Linked DNA regions of Homo sapiens: region 1 is linked to region 2. A link is a loop called in an ENCODE intact Hi-C map of the cell type or tissue named here. Cell type or tissue: Caco-2. All regions are shown on one strand. Each heading gives the region's core, and the rest is flanking DNA. Links, peaks and the distances in the headings are about the cores only. Region 1 overlaps LINC00276 (long intergenic non-protein coding RNA 276). Region 2 overlaps LINC00276 (long intergenic non-protein coding RNA 276).

The links. Peaks named below come from ENCODE experiments on the same cell type or tissue, not always from the same donor. Only the 100,000 strongest peaks of a DNase experiment are listed, where the experiment ranks them.
Region 1: it touches region 2 in a loop (8-fold over the local background); 1 of 110 quality-filtered maps calls a loop at or near these places.

The regions. Positions count from the first base shown.
Region 1 is chr2:14,346,733-14,359,234 of GRCh38, reverse strand. All of the region lies in intron 1 of LINC00276 (long intergenic non-protein coding RNA 276), which reads left to right. Among named protein-coding and RNA genes, the nearest start is that of LINC00276, 48 kb to the left of the region's middle. In Caco-2, for the core only: no CTCF peak of the experiment used is centred there; a DNase peak (open chromatin) is centred at 4,794.
Region 2 is chr2:14,283,218-14,295,719 of GRCh38, reverse strand. The region is part of intron 2 of LINC00276 (long intergenic non-protein coding RNA 276); the gene reads left to right. Among named protein-coding and RNA genes, the nearest start is that of LINC00276, 110 kb to the left of the region's middle. In Caco-2, for the core only: no CTCF peak of the experiment used is centred there; a DNase peak (open chromatin) is centred at 7,469.

The sequences.
Region 1 (12,502 bases), core at 3,585-6,084, 66 kb before region 2:
TGTTTAAGGAAGCTAAAAATTGGATCCCAATTCCTTCTAGCTGTAGAGTTTCTGCTGAGAAATCTGCTGTTAACTTGATAAGTTTTCCTTTATAGGTTACCTGATGTTCTTGCCTCACAGCTCTTAAGATTTTTTCCTTCATCTTGACTTTAGATAACCTGATGACTATGTGCCTAAAGGCTGGTCTCACTCCCACTGTGCCCCTGCAACAGCACTGAGTCTATTTCCAGGAAGCTGGAGATCAGAGCTGAGAACTTGCACCAGACCACAAGCCTCGCCGTTGAGAAAGCAAGCCAACTCACAGTTTTTTGGCATCTCCGAGAGCCTGCAGCAGTAATTCAGTTTCTTCAAAGGGTTGTGGATTCTCTCAGCTTTCCTGGTGTGTTCCTGAGGTAGTTCTTGGAGCAAAAGTTCACGATGTGAGTCTCCACACGCTGCTCTGTCTGTCTGAGCCGGGGCTGCAAGCTACTTCTGCCTCCTATTCATCATCTTAATCCAAGAATATCTCCATTCTCTTCTTACATTGTCATATTATATCAGTAATGACTTCCCTAAATGTATCAACTGGCCAGGCATTGTGGCTCAGGACCGTAATTCCAGCACTTTGCAAGGCTGAGGCGGGAGGATCACTTGTGCTTGGGAGTTCGAGACCAGTCTGGGCAACATGGTGAGACTCTGTCTCTACAAAAAATAAAAAGAAAAATAACTGGGCGATTACACCACCACATTCCAATCTGGGTGACGGAGTGAAACTCTGTCTCAAAAAAAAAAAAAAGAATAAATAAGTGTATCAACTAAGTCTCATCTTTTCTCATAGTTTCCTTCATTTTTCTTTTTGCCACATTTGAGGAGTTTGCACTGGTTTTCTAAATGCCAATGTACATTCTGGTATGTATTGGGAGTTTATTGATTTTGCAAACAAACTCTGTTATTTTCAAGAACTCTATCCCATGATTCTGTTTGTTTCCTCCTTTTCAGACCTGCCAAGCTATTATTTTAATTAATCCAATATCTACTTAAATTTTATTAATGTCTGGCATTTTAATGTTTTATATGTTAAGCTTACCTTTCCCTTTTGTCTTTTGAGCGGCTGCTGCTTTCTATATTTCTTGAATATTGTGTTATTGTTGTAATTGGTTTATATTTATAAATATCTGGAAAGACCAGTTTCAATGATAATATAGACTCTATCTTCTGTAGTGAAGACACTCTATTGTTTTCTTCTGGCCAGAGAGTCTCCTCTAAGATTTGGAGTGATTACAGAATCTGGGGGTAACCACACGCCTCTTTTCCTTATATGTTGCCTACAGCAAATAAGGAGTTGTGACAATCTAACCATGCCTAATGTAGGAGGCCGGTGGAGTGCCTGCCTTTTAAAGTACTTGATGACTTCTCCATTATTAATTGCTCTATCCTTCAGCTTTTGATGGTGAGATTTAGGGGGCTGTATCCTGTTGAAGCTTCGGTAGAGAGTGGAATACAAGGGAGGAGCGAATTAGGAGTAGAAATATAGGAAATTTCCTTTTTCTTCTAGTGGCAGCTCTGAGTTAGCTGGGGTGTGCCCTTCTCCTTTCTTTTGTTTCTTGATGACTTCATATTCTTGTTCTGTACCCTAAATTTACATTAAAAGTACAATCTGTTTTAAATGTATTTTAATTGCTGGAGAATTATTCAGTCTACAAAACTAAATTGGCAAGAGACTGACAAAATCTATACTTCCTTTATAGCTGTGAACTCCACCAAATTCCTATCTGCATGTGGCAAAAAACGAGGTGGAAGGAGAAAGGAAAGTTAACATTGGTATTTTGTGTGAGTGGGAAAAAAATTTCTCTTTTTTTTTGTTTTTAAATAATATGTTTAGGACAGTTTGGGATTTACAGAAAAACTCTAGTTTTCCCAATTATTAACAGTATTTATACGGTACATTTGTTGCAATTAATGAACCAATATTGACATATTGCTATTGACTAAAGTCCATATTTTATTTAGACTACCTTAGTTTTTATTTAATATTCTTTTTTTGTTCCAGGATCTCATCCAAGCTACCATCATTGCATTTATTCATGTCTCCTTAGGTTGCTCTTGGCTGTGACAGTTTTTTGTGTTTCCCTTGGTTTTAATGACCTTGATAGTTTTAAGGAATATTTGGTAGAATATCACTCAATTGGAAAGTCTATTTTTTTTCTCATGCTTTGACTGGAGTTGTGGATTTTGGGAAGGAAGTGAAAAGGGGTTAAGTATTTTTATCCCATAATATCAAGCGTGAGTATTTTCATCTCATAATATCAAGCGTACACACTAATTTTTTTTCTGTTTTATAAGAGACAGGGTCTTACTCTGCTACACAGGCTAGAGTGTGGTGGGATGCTCATAGCTCACTGCAGCCTCAAACTCCTAGGCTCAAGTCATCTTCTCACCTCAGCCTCCTAGGTCCAGGCCCAGCTCATTTTAAATTTTTTTTGTAGAGACAGGTCTTGCTATGTTGTCCAGTCTGGTCTTAAACTCCTGGCCTCAAAGTCTCCTCCTACCTTTGCCTCCCAACGTTCTGGGGTTACAGGGATGAGCCACCTCACTTGACCCATACCATTATTGTTAATGATAACATTGATCACTTGGTTGAGGTAGCCTTTGTCAGGTGTCTCCATTATCATGTTTTTTTCCTTGCATTCCTCCTTTTCATGCTAAATTCATTGGAAATTAGTAACTACACCCAATCCATACTTAAGAAGTGGACAGAATATTTACATAAATTACATGGAATTTTTCTACATGGGAGATTTGTCTTTTTCCCTTCATTCATTTATTAATTTATTCAATATTTTATTTATACTAGTACAAACCCATGTGTATTTATTTTATACTTTGTGTGATAATACAATACGGCTTTATTTGGTTGCTCAAATTGTTCTAACCTTGGTGCTTGGGAGTTCATTCAGTTGACTCCTGTGTCCTTTTGACATACTGCCGTCAATATGGGTTTTCCTTTCTCTCTCTCTCTCTCTCTCTCTCTCTCTCCTCCTTTTAGTACTTATTTTCTGGCATGTATCCCAGGCTCATTGTGTATGTTTTCTGTCCCAATCTTAGAATTAACCATTTTTCCATGTAGTCCTGGCTCCTTTTATTGGAGAATATGTTAGAAACCAAGATCTGGGTGATAGGTGTGTTCTTTGCTGTCAGGGTTTTATATCTAATTTCTCTCATATGATAGAAAAAAATCTTTCTTTTATATTGTAGGGGCAGAAAGAAGGTGATCTCTTTCTCTATGACACCACTTTAACAAGACAGATTAACAAGAGAAAAGCATAACAACTTTATCACATATACATCTATGCACAGGAGTCACACATGATATAAAATCTCAAAGAAAAGGCCAAATGTTTGATGTTTATATACCCACTTCAATAGGGAGATGGAAGTAGGGGAAATGTGCTCAATTCTTTAGAAGGATAAATGATTACTAGGAAGAATAAATGGACATCAGGAGACAGAAATTAACTTGTAAATAATTATCTTTATAATTGGAATGAGACTGAAAGGAAGACATCATCTGGTGAAAGTCCATCCATGTGTGGTTGCATTCCTCAATCTTCTTTCTTGCTATTGGTAATGAGGTTTCTGGGAGGGGATGGAAGGCGATTCTGTTCCTCTTTGGGAGTCCAGTTTCTAGGTAAATAAGGGAACCTCAGAGAAGAGCTTCATCCTGTGCTTTGGGAGAGACAAAGGATTGAGAGAATTGAGGGATGGGATCAGAGAGACCTTGAGGCTCTCTACATTTGCTCCTTTAGTTCATCACGTCAAAGCACCATATATTAGGGCATGATTTTCTAACCTTAACAATGTGTAAATACCGTGTGGTTAAAAGGTGAGAAAATAATCTAATTCTGGGATTGTGAATATTTGTGTAGCCTGGTCTGTTTTCTATATAATGCTGACCACAGCCAAATTATGGCTCAGTGTTTAGCATTGGCCTTCTTGAAAAACCACATGATATACAGAATCTGTCCAAGGCATAGAAATAGTAGAAAATGTGAAAATCACCCTTACTTGGGGTATCTCATATAAGCACATTGGGATTCTCCACACACTTTTAACCATTAATTCTTGCTCCATATTGGTTTTCTTTACATTATTCTGAGCTTTCATTTGCTATAATAGTTCAAGTTTAACACCCCCAAATATTGGCATCTTTGATACTTGAGTATTTCTTCTTTATTTACAACTTTGTACTTACATTTGAAGCTTGGATTGACCCTATTGCTGCGATTAACCTCACTGCTTTACTCTTCCTATGAAAACCCCACTAGTTTTTTGGGTTTTTTTTTGTTTGTTTTTTGAGTTGTTATTGCCTTTTGCCATTGTGGCTTTTCCCTCCTAAAGAAGTTATTACAGCAGGTATGGGCCAGTTTCATGAACCTGACTTAGCAACATGCAGGGCTTTGGTTAAGTTAGCATATTTTGCAGTGGGGATGCCTTTGGAACAACTGATCTTAACTTTATTTCAAATTAGGATGAGCCTCTCCCTAGAGTGCTTATCATAAAGGGAAAGCTCTGATAAATAGCTGAGAGTCTCTTTCAACTTTTTATAGCTCCGTCCAAACCATAATTATAAAACATTAAAAACGTGGATTTACAAATTGAGAACGTGGATCAGAAGAACATTTCAAATTGTGCCTCCAGTTAGCAGACAAGATGGATTCCCTGTGGCTCAAAAGTTACAAGCAGAACCAAGAGGCCATGGCAGGGTGAGAGGGCAGTCACATTCTGTTGTGTCCTTAGAAAGTGTTGCAGAACCTGTTTTTCTGCAACTGAGTCAAAGAACAGTTCCTGAAAAGTACTGCAGCTGGAAATTTCCCAGCTGACCGCTAGCAAGTCACCTGGAGCCAACCAGCTGACCACCTGGAACCAGCCAATCAAGAAAGACTGATGATATGGGGCTTAAAGGTCATCTGGTCCAGACTCTGTTCCTCATTCCCCTGCCTCCCCTTCCCTGCCCTGCAGTTTTTACCTTCATAATCTCCTGCATTCCAGACCCTCTTCAAAGTGCACTTTCATCTCCGCAATCTGCAGATTGCTTTTAGAAAATAAAGTTGTAGGTTGACTGTAGTTAATAACAACTTAATTGAATATTTTAAAATAAGTTAAAGAATGTGATTGGATTGTTTGTAACTCAAAAGATAAATGCTTGAAGGGAAAGACACCCAATTCTCCACGATGTGCTTGTTTCATATTGCACGCCTGTATCAAAACATCTCGAGTACCCCAGAAACATATACACGTACTATGTACCCACAAATATTTAAAATAATAATAATAAAAAGAAAATAATAAAGTTGTTTTGCTTTTGCAGATCTCATTGGTCTTTTGTTAACACACAGTTTTTCCCTTTGTTGTTTGAACAGAGCATTGGAATAATCTTTTACTTGTTTGTGTTTACAAATTTAATTTGTTGCTTTTGAGATCTCTGAGCATTTTCCAACACTAAATTTTAGATTTAAACTATCTCCTGGCAATGTGTTGCTATCTACATGAAAGCCCTTTCTAAAATGCAAAGGTAGCCACCCACATTCTTACAGGAGGAATTTCCTGTCACCTCAGAGATCTAGTCCTACCCACCTCTTCAGTGGTATCTTCTAATCCTTTGCCATTTACAATTTTTCCTGGATATATGCTCACTGTCTTGCAGTGAATATGCCAGGTATCCCCACACTGTGTCATGCCATCTTGGTGTGCCTTATTGAAGTGCTTTGAACTCAGACTATGTTCAAATACTAATCATTCCATTTGCGAAATGCATCACTTTAGACAATGCTGGTATGTTTTCATTTTTTTTTTGCCAATTCTAAAATGGGGGCCAAAAGTATTGAAGCTATTATGTTATTAAATTTTAATGAGATCACATTATGTCAAACATTCATTATTTATCATGACACATATGGATTGTGTAAATATGTTCAATTTTTCTTCATCTGGATAACTTCTATTCATCATTCAGGAATTAGCTGAGGTTACCCTCTTCTCAAAACAAGCTTTCATTCCTTATCCCTCTCCTCCCCAACCAAGGTTATTGTAATGATCAGTCTTGGCTAGATAAACTGTATTTTTACCTATTTTAAAATCCTCAGGGATTTTCCTTTTCCCTGACTGTGTTTGTCATTGAAATATTTACTGAAATAATGAACATTAATTGTGTTGGCTGGCCAATAGAATTAATTAAAATAAGCTTACATGTTTTGACTTAAGATTGTATCCAAATCGAAATAAATATGAGCACAAATCAAATATCCTAATCTAAGCTCTCTGTCCTCTACATGTTTGTCTTAACTATGTTTTTTTTTTCTAGACAAGTTTAGAATGAATGAAAGGTTTACTGTTTCATCTAAGGCATTATATACATGATGGCATAATGCCTTAGAGACCATTTCAGAGAGATTTCTTTTGAGATTTAAATTATTACCGCTTTAGGGTTTTCTCCTTATGTTTGAGAACAATTCAATTAAAATACCTGCATAATCAGTGCATATGGAATTCCTTGGATTCTAATCAATATTTTCTTACTGGAACCTCATTCTCAATTTCTATATTTTAGAAACCAACCAACCAGTGGCTCCACTAAAAACCCTCAACTTCACAGGAAATGGTAGACCTGACCTCTGCCTAATTTCACCTGTGCATCACAACCAATCCCATGCATGTCAGAAATACTTCAACCTCAACCTCAGTTGACTGAGCCAAATTCAATCTCATGCCACACTATCACTTTAGCTGATGTACTGGTAAAAACAGTTTGACTATGTTTCTGGATTAGCTATTGGTTAATAACCACCTAATTGTCACATCAGATATAAGCACCACACTTTTAAACATGCTAATACAAGACCTGTAACTCAGCCCCTGGCTTGATAGTAAATGGTTCATTTTCACATCCTAGGTCAGGCATTCATTAGTTGTTTGACTTCTGTAAGTCATGTAATCTGTGGTTAGTCTAACCTAGCAGTTAGACTCAAAGTGTGGTTATGAGGTTCCTGAGGGTCTCTCTTCAGTTTCTTTCAGAGGATCTGCAAGCAAAGTAAAAACTATATTCACACTAACACTGACATTACTTGCCAATTCTATTCTCTGTCTCTCATAAGTGTACAGTGGAGTTTCCCAGAGACTACATGACACATAATACTGCACAAAAATTGAATGCAAAAGCAAATGTGAGAATCCATCAGTCTTCTTTTAAGCCAAGTCTTAAAGAGATTTACCAAAAATGTAAAATAATGGCCATCTTCTCAATCATATTTGCTTGTAAAACAGTAATTTTTATAAAATACATTAACATAAAATGGGTTTATGGTTATTTTAAATGAAAATAATTTAGTTTTTGCAATACAGTAGTTATTGATGGAGACACTCCATATAACGAAATCTCTTAGGCATCATCTGTAATTTTTAAGACTATATAGGGATTCTGATCTTTCATATATCCCAAATAGAATAGTTATATCTGGGGTTATTGTGAATATTATATAATATAAAGCACCTACAAAGTGCTTTGTGAACTACAATACACATTATAATAACAGGTAATATTATTCTTATTAACATTCATTTTGGAAGGGTCAAATATTTTGAATGCCAGTGGAAACAATTTAAATCAACCTCCTGGTTTCCTTCTACCTCTGGATAATCCTTCATCTGTTAGTGACAGCTGGAGAAGTAATAGTAATCACAGTCATGTGTAAATCATGGGTTTTCAGTGTTACTTATAGATTAAAGGGTCTCTTATTTCAAGCTACCAGCAGCAGAATATGTTGTCATGATAGGTGTTTAAAATATTAATCTAGATTTTTTTCTATAAGGGCCAATTATTTGTCTAGGCACTCAAAATACAAAATTAAAACTATTGCACCTTTCCTTAAAGACCATCTAGTGTAATAAAGAAGGCATGCATATTAGTGGGTTATCTTAATACTATATGATGAATACATCAGTGAGAGTTAAGGCAGGGGTACAGTGGGAACACAGAGGCTGGCCTATAATTTTGTATAAGGAGCATTAGGGAAGGCTTCCTGGATGAGGTCTTATGTCAGGCTAGAGTGATTAGTTGGAGTTATCCAGATGAGGATGTGAAAGGAAGGGAAGGAGAATGTAATATAGGTGGGGAAATGCACAAGACATCACAAGGCACTGATTGCACAATAGATTTGTGAGCAAGAACAAGATATTTGGAATGACTGAAGCATAAAGTGGGAGGCAGCCAGTGGGAAGAAAACAGGCTGGAAACCTAGGGTAGAAAGTGAAAGTCTTTATAGGAACCTGGACTCAATCCTATGTGGCATTTAATTGAAGGGTTTAATTAGAGGAGTAGAATGGTCACATTTTTAATTTAGAAAGTTGAACATATTCTCAAACGTTATACAAAATTGTCTTGCTTCATGGCATAAACACTGCAGTCATTGATAGAATTGGCCTCAGTTTTGCTAAGTACAGTGAAAGATCACATCTCATTTCCCAGTTGCAATAATTAGTTTCTTAAACCATAAGAAAAAACAAATGAAGAAACACAGCATTTAATTGTCCCATTTAACATGAAATTTGGAGGTAGGTAGTTCAAGTACTCAACTGTCTCCTTCCCTTGAAATCACTGCCTTTAGCTGTCAGTAGTCTTCCCCTCAGGTTTACCAGATGACCGCTGTGAATCTAAGCATCAAGTTCTCACACAACAAAGTCTAAAGAAGGAATGGCATATTTTTCTCATATAACCATTTCTTTTATCACAAAGGAAAATAATTTCCAAAAGTCACCTTGTAGACTGGTTTTGTCTCTCGGGCTAGGAGATATGTTCTTACTACCAGAACAATCCCTATTAGATAAATCATGATTTATGCTGAGAATGGGGTCTGGATACAGTTCTGTTTGAATAGAGTAAGGATTCTGGGAGCAGGCAAGTAGAGGGCAACTAGATGTTAGATAAACATCAACACTCCCTACTATGCTAGATTAGTTCCAAAATAGAAATACAGCCACTTGACCCAATGGTAACATACCCCATTCTTTGTAATGGTTTTTCATTCTGATTCAAAAATACGATTTGGCCTGTATTACTCCTGGAAAGTCCCTGGGCTTCCAATGGCTCTCTGATTAGATTGCAAGGCCTGTGCTTTGGACACTCTCTAGCTCACCATGCATGCACACACCAAGGCACTCAATTGCCCCCTCTCCACAGCTCCTGCGTCTTTGTCTCTAATTTCTCTGTTTTCAGCCCCTTTCCATCAGATCTTTGAATCTCAATCTCTCTCTCTCTCTCTCTCTCATTTTCTCTCTCTCTCCCCCTCCATCTCTCAGGTTCCTGGAATCTACTCAACCAAAAAGAGTGATACATACATTTTAGTGTGAACTGTTTTGTTTTTTTTTTAATTGCTGTTTGTTTGTTTGTTTTTGAGGAGGAGTCTCGCTCTGTTGCCAGGCTGGAGTGCAGTGGCATGATCTCAGCTCACTGCAACCTCCGCCTCCTGGGTTCAAGTGATTCTCCTGCCTCAGCCTCCCGAGTAGCTGGAACTATAGATGTGCACCACCACACTCAGCTAATTTTTGTAGTTGTAGTAGAGACGGAGTTTCACCATGTTGGCCAGGATGGTCTCGATCTCTTGACCTCCTGATCCACCCGCCTTGGCCTCCCAAAGTGCTGGAATTAACAGGCATTAGCCGCCGTGCCCAGCCTTGTGAACTGTTTAATACAACTCATAATTTATGCATATTTCCAAAACCCTCTAGCAGTTCTTATTGAGATTAATCATTCCAATGATGATTCCAGGCTGTTCCTCCTTTGAATTGTTGGATCTGGGGTAGAACAAGGGGCTAACACTGAATGATAAGCCTTGGTCTTTTATAGCATCCTCCAGCAGAACAATGCTTCTCAAAGTGTGTGTTGTCTATACCAGCAGCATTACTTGGGAATGAGTGAGAAGTCTAAACTCTTGGGCCCTAAGTTAGAAACCCGGGGAATAGAGCCCATAATCTATGGTTTAATAATCCCTCCTGGATATTCTAATACACATTTATGTTTGAGGAACACAAGAATAAAAATGTCAGAAATCTGGAGTTAGGCAGTTGACTTTGGTTGAAATAATAAATCTTTCTGAGCCTCTATTATAATTTATTATTATTGATAAAATACCTACTTGATGAAGATTAAATGGACAAGTATTGTTTAAGAACTGAGCTTCACTTTCGTTACTCATTAGTAGTAGGATTTTGTGCTCATATTTTTCTCCTCATCTTTTTGAAGGTGATTTTTAATAATTTTTTTGAATCGTAACTTTTATGTTAATTTTAGCTACTCATAATCCAATTACTCGTCAGAAATGCTTTATGTTGTGCCCTTTCTTGGATAAGATCAATATATGTTAAGTACTGAAGCTTTTCTGTCTTTTCCTAGTGTTTTAACTTTGCCCTTTGTCACCCACATTTTGGCTTTTTAACACCCAAGTATTTTGTCTTTAATGTGCACTGCCTGTGCTCGAGATGGGTACAAATGATTCTCCAAGTCATTCTCTCTCTCTCTCACTCTCTCCCTTCTCTTCTTTCCCCCTTTCATCTCCTGGTTGGGATTCATACAGCTGCTATTTCATTTCCTTAAAAGTCACTTTTCTTCGGGGTAAAAAGGATGCCTACATATGCTGAGTTCCCTGGCTGTGGGCTTGTAGTTGAGAAATACCACCGTCTGTTCATATCTGCCTGAGAAACGCTCTCCACTCGGTGCCAATAGTGGCTGTAAATGGTCTCAGCTAGCAGGACTGTGTGGTTTCATTTCTGGGTGCACGACGTCACAACACAAAATGGGCATCATTTCTGGTACTGCACACATGTTTCTAAGTGATTCCCAGCTCTGACTCTTTTGAGCAGGATGATGGCTTTCGTTAGTATGGGCAATCCTGATTCTGTTACTAAACGCTTCTAGGAGGAAAGATTGAGGTATTGTTTTTCCCTGACAAAAGCCTATTCTAAGAACTGTAGCAAATAAGTGGCAGCTTTTCTGAGCACCTACTATATGTACACACTGTGCTAGGTGCTTTTAAAACATTGTCCTTTTTTTTTTTTTTGAGACGTAGTCTTGCTCTGTTGTCAGGCTGGAGTGCAGTGGCGCGATCTCGGCTCACTGCCACCTCCGCCTCCTGGGTTCAAGTGATTCTCCTTCAGCCTCCTGAGTAGCTGGGAATACAGATGCGTGCCACCACTCCCAGCTAATTTTTGTATTTTTAGTAGAGACGGGGTTTCACCATGTTGGCCAGGATGGTCTCTATCTCTTGACCTTGTGATCTGCCCGCCTCGGCCTCCCAAAGTGTTGGGATTACAGGCGTGAGCCACTGCGCCCGGTCTGTCCTGATTGTTTACAATGATCTTTCAAAAAAGTATCATAGCCTTATTTTACAGATGAGGAAACTATGGTTCTGAGGCTGTAACTGATTTTTCCAGTTACACAAGTACTGGATAGGAGTCTTTTATTACTACCTAGATGTCTGTTTCCAATGTCTTTGTGACATACTGAAAATAAAGGCAAATCATTAGAAATGTATAGTGAACTGTTACTGAAGATTTTGATAGCAATGCAATTTGGTATAGAGTAGCTTGATTATGTACATGCATCTGTCTGTGTGTGTATGTGTGTGTATGTGGGCGTGTTTTCGATACTGAACTTGCTACCAGCTAAGTATTTAGAAATAATCTTTGGATTGCTAACTTTTAGCTTACAACCCTAATACATATCAAAGAATTGTTGTATGTCTAGTTTGAGGGAAGGAGAGCATGTATGTATTCATGTTTTCACTGTTCACTGATCATTTATTAATCATCCAATAAATATTAGGGACCTACTAGTTAATACACTATGGACTAGGAATAAACTGATAACAGGGCAATTCCCGCCTTTGGGAGTCTTTGACCTTCTCCGTGTTTTAAATAAGTTTATCCATTTTACATTCAAGATTATCACGCACTGGTTATTTCAGAAGTTAAAGAAGCACCTTAGATCAGTCTTAGCTCTGCCATGTTACCTGGACGTACGTCCTTAAATACTTTACCGTTCTACATTTGTTTACTCATTTGTGAAATATAACACACAAATAACCATGCTGACAACTTCTCAAAGTCAAGATAAAATATGATGTATATGAGGGCAACTTGCAATCTCCAAAGTGTGATATAATATTAATCACAATATCGTTAATTGTGATTAATATTACTCATAATATTAATCATAATGTTAATTGTGATTAATATTACTCACAATATTTTCACAATAATTATGTAATATATTATTGATAATATTTTAGGATGAATAGTTATTTTCACTGATATTTTTAAAAGGTCATGTGACCTGTAAGAACCCATGAACTGTAAATTCAATGAAATTTGCTACTTCTTTACTCAGAAATGAGAGGCAATTGTATTTTTACTTCTAGTTCAAAATGTTTGAATGTTTAAATAACTGTCATCTGTGGTCCTGAAGATGCTCCCA
Region 2 (12,502 bases), core at 6,229-8,728:
GTGAGATGCCTACATTCTTATCATAGATTCAATCTGACAACACCTGAATATGAGCTGGCCATTTATAGCATCAGGGACAAACAGGGCCCGATACGGAGATTATCCTCAACAGCCCCTGCTAAGACTTTTGGAGAGGAGTACCCAATGCATGCTGCACATTTACTTCCTGCCTCCCATCAGAACTGCTTCTTCCCTCCTCACATCCCCACACAGTTTTGAATAAAAGAAAACCAAAAGTTTCAGGTCTTTTTCAGGGTTCGCAAACCTATTTCAGTGATAACGTGAGCACAAGCCCTTCAAAACTGCCAGCTAAACAAAGGAAAATGAAGACTTAAATAAACATTTGCTGTACGCAGTGCCTAGGCTACAAAAACTCTTGCTCTGGTACCACTGAATTCCATTGTCTTCTCTTTTGGCAAAAATAAGCTATGCATTTGATAATCTCAGAAAATCCAATTGGGGTATTTTTTTTAGGGACCAGCTTTGCATGTTCTATGTGTTGATACATAAAGGCAAACAAAGGTTAATTGTGATGTGACAGGGCAGATTTCTGGGTTGGGTATGTGGGTGTACTGGGGATTGCCATATGTGCTGTTCTCTTCCCAGCTCTGTTGCTGTGATGTCCCGTCAGTTAGTCCCGTCGGTTACTTAAAATCAGCCATAATAGAAGTTTGTACAACATGAAACTAATGCTACTACTAGCAAATGCTACAAACTGGGACTGGTGACTTTGTTTTCTTTTTCTGGAAAGCTATTGTTAAATATTTCCTAGCACATGGATGGATTCAGACTAATTCCTGCCTTGAGTACTAACTCCTGCCTTGAATACAGACCTGAGAGAGGAGAGGTCACACCAGAGCATGTGCTCTCAAAGGCAGAACACATTATCCACAGATAACAGAAATGATATCTGTGAATGACAGAAAACAAATGGTCTTTCAAGTGAGCTGTATCATCCGGGAGGGTCCTCAGGGGGTGACAACGGCACCCAGTGTCTGGGTGTGGGACACTCATGGGCAGCCATGAGCAACACTCACAGGTGCATCAGACAGCCTCAGAGGGCCAGGTGCAAGGGGCGGCTACAGCTCGGTATCTTAGGGCCGAGTCCTATCTAATTTCGTGTGGTTCTGTTTTGGATTTGGAAGATAAATTGCAAAGAGAAAGGAGTTCCCAACTTTACAGCAACAGAAACTCTAGTCTGGATATCAGAAGGGAATCTCAGACAGGGCATAAGTTAGAGATTCTGTTACCAGAACAACACTACAATTCCTGAAGAATATTCTCTTTAAACAGTTCAGGTTATGTTTTATTATGAACTTTTATATTACCTATTCCAGCAACATTTTCTAAATGGCCCTGGGTGACTGAGGAGGCTTCTTTCTTCTGCAAAAACACAATCTTGGTTTTGATATCATGCACCAGAAATCCCTAAATCCCATTTGAAGTCAGGGGTAAATTTAGACCCCAGGGAGAAACTGGACATCTGTGGAGGAACCAAGAGCCTGTTCCTCATTTAAACAAAGCAGGCTTAGGGGTCTGGTAATCAGGCTGGTCTTACTGTGGATGCATTAATACAGTAGTTCCCAAACTTGAGCAGGCATCAGAATCCCCTGGGGGGGAAGGGGATTTTTTTTTTTTTTTTTTTAAACACTGATTGCTTGGTGCCACCCTCAGTGTTTCTAATTCAGTACATCTGGGGTGAGGCCAATTGTCTGTTTTTTAAAATAAGTTCCCATATGATGCTGATCCTGCTAAGGACCACACTTTGCGAACCACCTTATTAGTGCAACCACCTGAAGGGTGGGGCAGCTGATAGGTGTTTTCATAAGCCAATTTAGCCCAATGTATCAACAGAAAATACAATTCTCTAATGTCATTGTTTTTCCCTCCATTGAACTATGCACCATGCAGAAATAAACTTTTCAGAATGCATAGAAACAGGTGCCCACCATCCTTGGTAATAATAATAAAAACAGTCCCAAAAGAAATCCTGCATTTGGTGCAATAAACAAGCCTCCAAGAATAATCAGGTGCTGACAATTCCACAAACTTCCCATATATTCTGACATGCCAGCAAAGAACAGTTCTGCTTTCCTGACATTCTGAAGTTAGCATTTTATGGCCTCACCATAATAAGATCGTCCTGCTTTGGAGTCATTTGTGTTGTAATTGCTTTAAAATTTCAAAGAGCTCTGGATTTCTACACCTCGTTAAATTGGATCACATCAGGACAGCTGGAGATTTTTTATTTTTAAGCCAGGAAAGTGACCTTTATTTGTTCCTTACCCTTCTGTGTAACTTCCTCTGGTCCTGTTTTTGCCACTGGACACTGCTGGACTCTTGTCCACAGACCTTGGAAGCTTCAACGGATAGTTTATGTTTACTGCATATTCTGTTCTTCCTTTCCATGAGATCAAAAGAGCCACAAGGCACCTGTGGCCTTGGGTTTAAAGTTTATCTAGGGATTGCTCGAGCCTGACTAATTTACCCCATTATCCTTCTACATGCCCTTGGGAACAAGCTCTTCAGCAGCTCAGCCTCAGAAATATCAAGACATGGTGACAGGAGAAGGGTGAAAAGAAAGATGATTTCCCCCCTCCCAGCTGAGTTCTATTGTCAATTCAGTTTTTTCAACAAGCTAATAATTTTTGAGTGACTACCATGTGACAGGCGTTGAATTAAATTATGTAGGTACATTGTTTCAGCTAACTACATATTAGCACTATTAAGTAGACTTTGCTTAAAGGACTCAGATAGTGAGTGGCTCCAAAGCCTAGATTTCCACTACATCATGATGCCTTGTAAGCAGCATTTTTAAGGAACTGTAGGGATAAATTTGTAGTATGTATGACAAACACGCTAACCATACTCTCAGGAAGCTCAGAATCTATTTTATTACAGCAGAAAAATACCACGTTTTGTCAATTTTGAGACAATATTGATCTACATTTTAATATGTCTAAAATTAAAATCTTACAATTAATGCTGTTTTTAAAAATGCAAGCAGTCAGGTGGCTATGGTGACCTGCACCATCACGGACATGGTCACCCACAGCCATTCCTTTTGTCATTTCTTCTAGCTCTAAATAAGTCTAAAGCCTCTTTCAGTAAGTTTAAAATACTACTTTTAAATGATAAGAAAGCATTATTTCATAGTTTAATTGGTGGGGATTTTCTTTCTCAGGGTTACAAAAAATAATAGTGCAATTTGCTATGAAGAGTGTCTGTTTCCATGGAATGTGGTAACTGTTAAGAAACCACTTTCGTGTATGAGATAATAAGGGTGATAGACAAGGGAGCCATTTTGGAGTGGGGGCAAATCAGGCAAATTTTATGCAGAAAGAAACTTTTGCTGAGACCTGAAGGGAGTGGAAATTTGCAAAGAGGGGCATTAACGTGGGCCTTCTGGGCAGCGAGAAGGTGAGAACAGCATTCTCTGTTTTTGAACCTGAATCTCTCCTATTACCTTACAGACCCATCCCTCTATCCCTCTAGAAGGCTGAAAAAAGTTGGTATGTGTGTATATTTATATTTAATCATGTTTATTATTTGCATGTATGTTTATATTTATATTTATGCATATATGTATGCATGTATATACATGCATACCCATGCATGTATGCATATATAAACACATGCACATATGTATATACATGTAATATATACATACATGTGTAAATATAAATGTAAACATACATACAAATAATAAATATAAACATGTATGAAACACATAATGCAAATACTGCATTCAAATAATAATAAACATAATTAAATATAAACCTATGTGTACGAAAACACCTTCTGCTATCTCTTTCTTACTGTCTGTCTGTCCCTGGGTCATTCCTTTTCTCTACTATCTGCCCCCATGCCCTCCCCCACTGCCCATCTCAATTTGACTATAATTTGGATTTGAAAGTTGTCTTTCATTTAAAATTTACTTCATTTCTTGAAGAAAGCATTATGTCCTCTATTCATAATTTAAAATAAAGTGAGCTGAACATTTCATATGACCCTTACAGAGACAGCAAATGCAATTTGGATTCGCCAAATCAAGCAGCTCAACTTTTTAAAATCTGAGAAAAAATTTGAGATTTTTCAGTGTGTCTGACCTCCATGTTGGGACTGTGTTAGTGTTTTCTGCCTGCCGTGGAACTCTCTTGTCTTCCTGACTGAAACAGTGATTTGCTAGCTTGGTGGGAAGTGCTTTATGCCCCATCACTATGTCACCCTCCCCCAAAGCCACCAGGTTCTCTTTGTATATTTTGGAAGAAAATCTTGTAAAGGTTAATACATTTTTTCAATAGCGAAGCGTTAATTAGAAAAACCTGGTTAATCTCTTGCCTAAATGTAGAAGAATTCCTGTTGCCTGCAAGGCTGTTTCTGGGTGGCAAAAAAAAAAAAAGAAAAAAAAAGTTTTGGGGACTTTTCTCACAAGGTAAAGTTTGCAGAATAATTTCCCTGCCAGTGTCTACCTTCCTTTCCCGTCACACATGCTGCTGTGCTTCAGAAGGTGTTGCCTAATTCCAGCTCTTCCTAGATGTTTTTCTCTTGTTGTATACTTGTTTTGTTTTTACTTTTAAGTGAAATCATAACTGAAAAAAATGTCAAAACCACCACAGGGAGGCCTTCAGATGAAAAAGAGAGAAACACAATTACATTTGGAGTCAACATGAAAGGGATCAGCCGCACTGGAAAAGGCAGAAGATTGAGGGCATCCATTTTTTGTGTTGACTTGGTCGAAGTTCAATCTCAAACCTCTGTGTGACAATGCCACTAAGATTGTAGAAAGCACTAAATTCAGATCACCACCAATTACAACAGACACCTCTGGAAGGATCTTGGAAATGGAACTTAATATTTTCATGATTGTACACTGAAGTGATCATATTTTGGCTATATATTAGAATAAATAAAGTATATTATTAAAATCAAGTTAGCTGGTTTTAAATTAATTCAGCCACTAGAAAATGTAAGATTTCATTCGTGGCTTGTATATTTATATTAGATAGCACTGCTTTACGTAATGTTCACAGCATTTCCTTCAAAATATCCTTGGAGGTCAGCGTCATAACATCTATTTTAAAGTCAAATAAGCCGAGGCTCAGAGATGTCGAGCAACTTGCCCGTCACCCAGAGTCTATGCAGTCTCCTTTGTGTTTTGATTCTAAGTCAAATGAGTTTTCTTTCCAACGCAGTAGCCTCCCCTTTGCAGCAAATGCTTTCTCTCTTCAATGGAGTGTCCATCTGAGTTAAAATAGGAATGACGCAACCTCCCCAAATCGGCAAAAACTTGAAGAATAGAAAGAATGAGTGGATCATGGCCTTTCCAGGAAGCAGTCTGCTTGTCTACCTTAAGAAGAGACGTAGCAACCAATTACATAGTTAATGAGAATTACTCCAGAGAAGTCCAAGAAGGAAATAGAGAGGCATAAATAACCAAAAATTGATCTTAATGATGATATTCTGAGCAAAGTAATGCTCATCATTTCTGCATTTCCAAATGTCCTTCATTTCATTAACTGCTGATCTGATTCAGCATCTCCAGAAGAGTCACATTTGCATTTATAGATAGGATACCATACTCTCTAGCTTGTCAGAGTGATCCTCTCGCAGATTTGCATGTCCCCCTTCCAAGACTTGAGGGGAAAATGGTTGTTAACTTTATCCAGATGTTGTTGTGCATGTAGACCACAGAGAAGGCTGATCTGATTTACTTTTTCAACAAATATTGAAATTTTCCTTGCTGCGATTATTTAGCATCTCTTATACACCTAATTCTGTAAAAATAAACCGGCTTTCATGAATGGAGTAGTTGAAACATTGATGGGTTTCATGGAATGTGTAAGTTGATTTTTGCTTATTTGTTTAGTATTTCTAAACTTCAGATTATTCAGCTATAAAACAGAAATAATTCTTCTAATTGCTGAATTGTCAGGAAGAGGGAATGGGTTAATAAACCAAAGTCAACAGATACTGTGACTAGCACAACTAGGTGCTCAATTGATGATTTAATGATATTTAAAATTCAAAAATATTACCCTAGATGGTGCAATGAAATTGGCCTTGTTTGTGTTTGTGCTATATGTGTTGATGGGGGAATGGGTGATATGTACAGAACAGAGGACATTTATTCTAAACCCCATATAGAAATTTGTTAATCACTCGGGGTTCTCGTACAAGTTCAAAATGATGTGTTCAATGCTTTGTCTTCTATGCAGAGATCTGGAGAGGAAGACTGATGAGTAATGGGAAGGGAGCACTTGTGCTTTTGTTCTCTCTCTATACTCTCTTTAGAGCTCAGCCTTCTCATCTATTAGTGGACAGGACATAAGAGGATGATTTCTAACAACCTGTTCAATGTAACATTTCACAAAGTTCACATTTGCTCCCTATCCAACAGAAATGCATATTATAATATAGAAGATAAAAATAATTAAACTACTAACTATAACACATTCTTCTAGAAGGAAGTGGCATGAGGGAGACAGACACTATAGTCTTGGAGGGCAGAAGGAGGAAAGACCACTTTTATCTGGGGGATCTGAGAGGTCATCTTAGAGAAGCTGGCATTTGACATGTGTGTGAAGGATGGTCCAGATTTGTAACATGGAGATAAGGGTGAATAGAACTCCAAGCTGAGAGCCATGCCTGGGTGGGCAATGACATGGAAGTATGAGAAGGAGATGGCAAGATTTCTGCAGGGATGAAAGCATTGCTGTATTTCATATGTGGTGAGACTAGAAGCAAAGATTGTGTCCAGATTGTGTATAGATAATAGGGGTGAAATTTGAGCTGAGGATGAATGAAAAAAGAGGATACAAGTGGAATTTGCTGTGCTGAGTTTCCTGTGATTCTGGGGACAGTGGGGCAGGGAAAGGATGGCAGAGGACAAGAATCACTGAAAAATGACTGGCACTTTGAAGACCAGGAAGGATATGGGGCCTGAAAGAAGACATTTCATCAGGATTACCCCACCAACCCTTGATATTTTGAGTCAAAAAGTAACTTCGGTTATGTCGTATGTTCCCATTTCCTGTGTTGTCAAAACCTGTGGGAGAAGCTGTGAAAGTGAGACTGAGTTTCCTTTTCCCCACATCGCGTGGATAAACATGGTTCTGATGAGCTTCACGGGACCTGGCCCAGCATGTGGCACTGAAGGCTGACATAATCTGGTCTCCCAGCCACCCATTGCTGGAAGACAGCACCTGACCTGTATGCACATGCTTGGGGTACTGGCTAATCTCCAGATGAACGTCTTTCTCAAAACCCCACCTGCCGCAGCAGGACCTGAAGGATTCCCATGGGAGAGTGATAACTGGGAGGTGCAAAAGACCAATGAAGCCTTCAGCCCCCAGTGGCAAGTCCTCTAGACGCTGCTACAGGAGGATCCCAGGGTTTTGCAAGTCTTCTGGAGTGCTAGACAGGTTTGCCTTCATTCGCTCCCTGGAGACAGGACCGTCTGAGGCATGACTGGGCTATTCTTTGTCAGTTGTGCATGTCCAGGCAAAGGCACTGGATTTCACTGTGCACACACAGAGGGAACCTGTTTGGTGATCTTACTGAGACCTTAGAAGAAGATGCAGAGCTCTCCCTAGTGCCTGGGGGTGGTGAAAGCAGAGAAGCAGCAGTGAATATTGGATAAATACCTTTTTAGATTTCTTCAAGGAAAAGTAAGTTGAGTCCTTATGGCCTAATCACTTCTTAAAGGTTCCACCTTTTAATATTATAACAATGGCAATACAAGTTTTTTTTTTCTTTTGAGACGGAGTTTTGCTCTTGTTGCCCAGGCTGGAGTGCAGTGGTGCGATCTTGGCTCACTGCAACCTCTGCCTCCCAGGCTCGAGTGATTCTCCTGCCTCAGCCTCCCGAGTAGCTGGGGCTCTAGGTGCCCACCACCATGCGTTGCAATTTTTGTATTTTTAGTATTTTTAGTAGAGATGGAGTTTCACCCTGTTGGCCAGGCTGGTCTCAAACTCCTGACCTCAGGTGATCCACCTGCCTTGGCCTCCCATAGTGCTGAGATTGCAGGTGTGAGCCACTGCACCCAGCTAGCAATACAATTTTAACATGAGTTTTGGGGGATTTTTTGAACCATGACGATTACCAACACTGGGAAGTCCCACAACACCCCTTCCTGTCTTCTAGACACACTTCTGTGATATTCCCTGCCTTTCTTTTATTAAAAAAAGTTATAATAACCACTTAATTGTGCTGATACAATATAGCTCAATTTCTGGCTTTGAGCTATATATAAATGCTATATGTAGACTTTTTAGCATTGTGTCCCATTGTGCCACCACGAGATAACTTTCTTTTCAAATTAACCACAGATTTTAGGAATTTGGTAAATAGTGATCTAGTGGGTCAGGTTACATGTCTTAGAGGAGATAGGTCCAGGAGATGCTTTATGTGTCATGGAAGATAAAAGGAGACTTAAAATCCACATGGAAATCCCATACAATTGTGCTGGGCCCAGGGGAGAATTTCCATGCCTCTCTGTCTTAGTGCTTCTTGCTCCTCTTTCATAGGCCTGAGTCACATCGTTAATGCCTAAATCAGCAGCAGATTCATGGAAGGTGGAGTTCTTCCATCATCAGCAGTTTTCTTGTAGGAGAATCTGAAGGATACTCTCAAGTTTTCGGAGGCACATCTTGTTGCCTTCTCTCTCTCATACAAGATGAGATGACAAGATTTGTTGTTAACAACTTCTGTATCTGATAATAATATTAACTGTTTCCTTCATGATTTCATTCTTTCTTGAATGACCTCATTTCATTCTAGCTTCAGATCAGATATTATTATTACCAATTTATAAGTTGAGAAACAAAAGGTTGGAGTAGTTAAGTGGCTTGCTCAAGGTAACCGTGAATATTTTGAGATGCAGCAATGGGGTCTCCAAGGACAGGCTTGAAATAAATTTTTTGGCCTGTCAATGGGTAACTTACCTAAGACAAGCTACTAACACGTCTCTTCTTCAGTTCTGTATTTGGAAAATGGGGATGGAAAGACACAATACAAAGGAACCTGAATTTGAAGATTAAATGACAAAAAGTATAAAAGCATGTAACGTTGTGAATAGTACCCTGAAGAGGTTAATTAATGCTAGTAATAATTAACAGTAAGCTAAATAAAAGCTCAGTCCTGTTTTTGTTGTTGTTGTTGTTGTTTTGTTTTGTTTTGTTTTTGAAATGGAGTATTGCTCTGTCGCCCAGGCTGGAGTGCAGTGGCACGATCTCGGCTCACTGCAAACTCCACCTCCCTGGTTCAAGCGATTCTCCTGCCTCAGCCTCCTGAATAGTTGGGACTACAGGTGTGCACCACCATGCCCAGTGAATTTTTGTATTATTTTAGTAGATAAGGGGTTTCCTTATATGTTGGCCAGGCTGGTCTCTAACTCCTGACCTCAGGTGATCTGCCCACCTCAGCCTCACAAAGTGCTGGGATTACAGGCATGAGCCACTGCTTTCAGCCAGTCCTGGGTTTTTGACTATAAGTCCTGTGCCACTTTCAGTACAGAAAGAAGAGCAATCAGGTACATTTCCTTCATAAAATATTACCAGTCCGTTGTAAGCCAGACTGTTGACTAAAGTTCCTTAATAGAATATAACAATTGCAGTCTTTCATTATCAAAGGTCAGTACTTTCTCAAATAGAGAATGTAAATACAATCCTTGAAAAACAAGTACTTTCTTTATATAAGAGTTTCAATGGCCAACAATGCAGGTGATTCCCTACTCATTAGCCATGAGTCATCTAGCTTCAGAAGCTAGATCCATTCAATTACATATTTTCAAATTTCAGCTTCAGGTGTATGTAGTCATATTTAAATTCACTGAGCTTGATTTCTTTCCTAAGAATGAAATAAGACAGTATTATTTAAACAGGGCTGGCATAAAGATAAAATGGTATCCAAGAGGTAACATTATCTATCACAGAACCAGGCACATACTAAATTTGGAATGAATGTTAGTATCCTCCAAAAATGTTGGTCAACTGACTGAGAATAATATATTAAAGTAAATGTGTATTGACAAGCCTTTAACTCAGCTTGTAATTCTTACAAACACATAAAAACGTGTCTAGTAAAGTCAGTGAGCTCTTGGTGCATAGTAGAAGGAGTCAGAACATCCTCCAAATCTTGCCTTAGTCTCTTGCGAGCTGTGTCATGTAGGTCAATTCCAACCTTTAGAACCTCAGTTATTTTTAATTAAAAAATATGGAATTAATGATATCTATCTCAGAAAGGATTTGAGGATTTGAGGTTTTACTGTTAAGTCATATGATGCCTAATGTGGACCTCAACAAATGGTAGCTGCAGTTGTTATTTTGGCTATCCATGTGTTTTTTTCCCAACAAACTTTTAAGAAACACAGTTAAGAAGTTTACCACATCACATTTCCACATATGGAACTTCCTATGTGTAACTTTGCTGTGGTACTTAAAATATTGACTCTTAGACTGTACAACCAAATGTGAAATTTGACAGGGATTCCTGTGTCACATAAACAAGCATATTAGTCTGGGGTAAAATTTTGGACATTGATTTCAAAAAGATAACTCTTTCTCCTAATTAATATAATTTTTATGCAATGTGCATAGGAAGACAATGGAAATTGCAAGTAAACATGTAGTTTGGGGTGAGGGGGCTTAGAAGGCTGGCGTATATGTTTTATATCACACATTCATTGGAATTATTTTTTGCAAAAACCTTTGCAACTTCATCAGAGATAGTGTTCATTACCCCACTTTTTGTCCCAACAACCAGAGAAGAAACTTCAGATATCCCCAGACAAGGTGAAATTTGAGCTTTGATGCCTTAGTTCATGCTTTTGTCTAAGCAGAATATTCTAGTTAAATTCTCTTGCCCCTGGAAAATTCATACTAGTTCTTCAAGGTTCAGCTCAAATGCCATTTCTCAGATGAAGACATTCTACTGTCCTTCCTTTGAGGGAGGAATACTTTCTAGAAATTCAGTATATTGAAGTTAACTTAATTCTGCTGGCAATGTTTATATGCAGGACTTCAATCTACAGTAAGAAATTTTTGAGGAGAGGGATAGTATCCCATTTATCTTCTTCCCTTCTTATTGATGAACATAAAGGCATTTACTCACTTTTATTGAATCAACCAGTCAATCAATCAATGAAGAGATAAATAAAATCTTTTGGAGGGAAATTAATGTCAGTGACTCATCACATCTTAAATTAGAAGGGCAAGGCAAGGTTATAAATTAGCAGTTATAATAGTCAAGCAGAGTTAGTGAAAGGGTCAAGAAGTGATATATGGGGGAGATTTAATGGGATGGATGGCATAGGTGCTTAATCCAAGGACACAGGGGAAATCATAGATGCAGTAATGGAAAGATTATTATTTTAGTAGAACCTAAAAGGAAACTACCAGATTCTGCTCATCTCTTTCTTATATCCTGAATGCATTTATAAATTATTAATCTTAGAGAATTTATTATTTCCATAAAAACATGAATGGGCTATATAAATAACTAATGAGAACAGTTTATAGATGAAGAGAACATGTATGACTAGCTGTTTTGGGAATCCTGAAAATCTCCACATGTTACTCGTATTTAAATAATTTGAGAAAAATTTCCATCAAAAGACGTATGATTCTATAACAGGAGGTATTTTAAGTTCAAAATTTTAGTTAATCTTCCTAAAGACTTTAGGATCTTACATATTTAACCTATGCAACATGTCCTGGTTAAATAATAATTTAACATTACAGTGAATTTGGTGGTGTCCTGAAAATTAAAATGCAGAGCTTCTGATTAATCACATTATTGCTTATTAAATTGAGTGTTCTTGGGATCAAATGCCCTTGCTATCAAAAATCACTGGTGAGCTTCCTTTTCAAGTGTCTTTTTTTTCTCTTTCTTTCCATTTTTGGTAACTCTTTTTCTCCTTTACTTCTAAGTGATGTAGTGTGATTAATAATAAAATATTGCCTTACCACAGGGGGAAGTAATAATAAATGTAAAATTCATATATGTGTTTCCATCCAAACAAAGGTGTTATACAAATATAGAGAATGATTATGATCGCTGTATTTTGGAACTTGGCACACTAACCTGCTGAATTTGCAGTCAGGAATCTATAAAGTGAACAAGAAGAACATTTCATTTTTTTGAGCGAAGATAAAAATGGTACCTATTGAAGAAGCTAATTTTCTGACTGTCTAGTGATTGCAGTTAAATCTACTGTTTAGTAGATTTAACAAATCTTCAGAAGTTCTCTACAGGTAGGTATAAAATGAATTTGGATCTTAAGTTTTGCATTGCTCTTTCTGGGGGCTTTGTTTTCCTCACCCCAAATTCTCTCAATATATATTTCATTCTTTTACATTCAGTACTTTTTTTTTTTTTTTTTTGTCTTTTTGAGATGGAGTCTCACTCTGTCAACCAGGCTAGAGTGCAGTGGTACAATCTTGGCTCACTGCCACCTCCACCTCCCAGGTTCAAGAAATTCTTGTGTCTCAGTTTCCCGAGT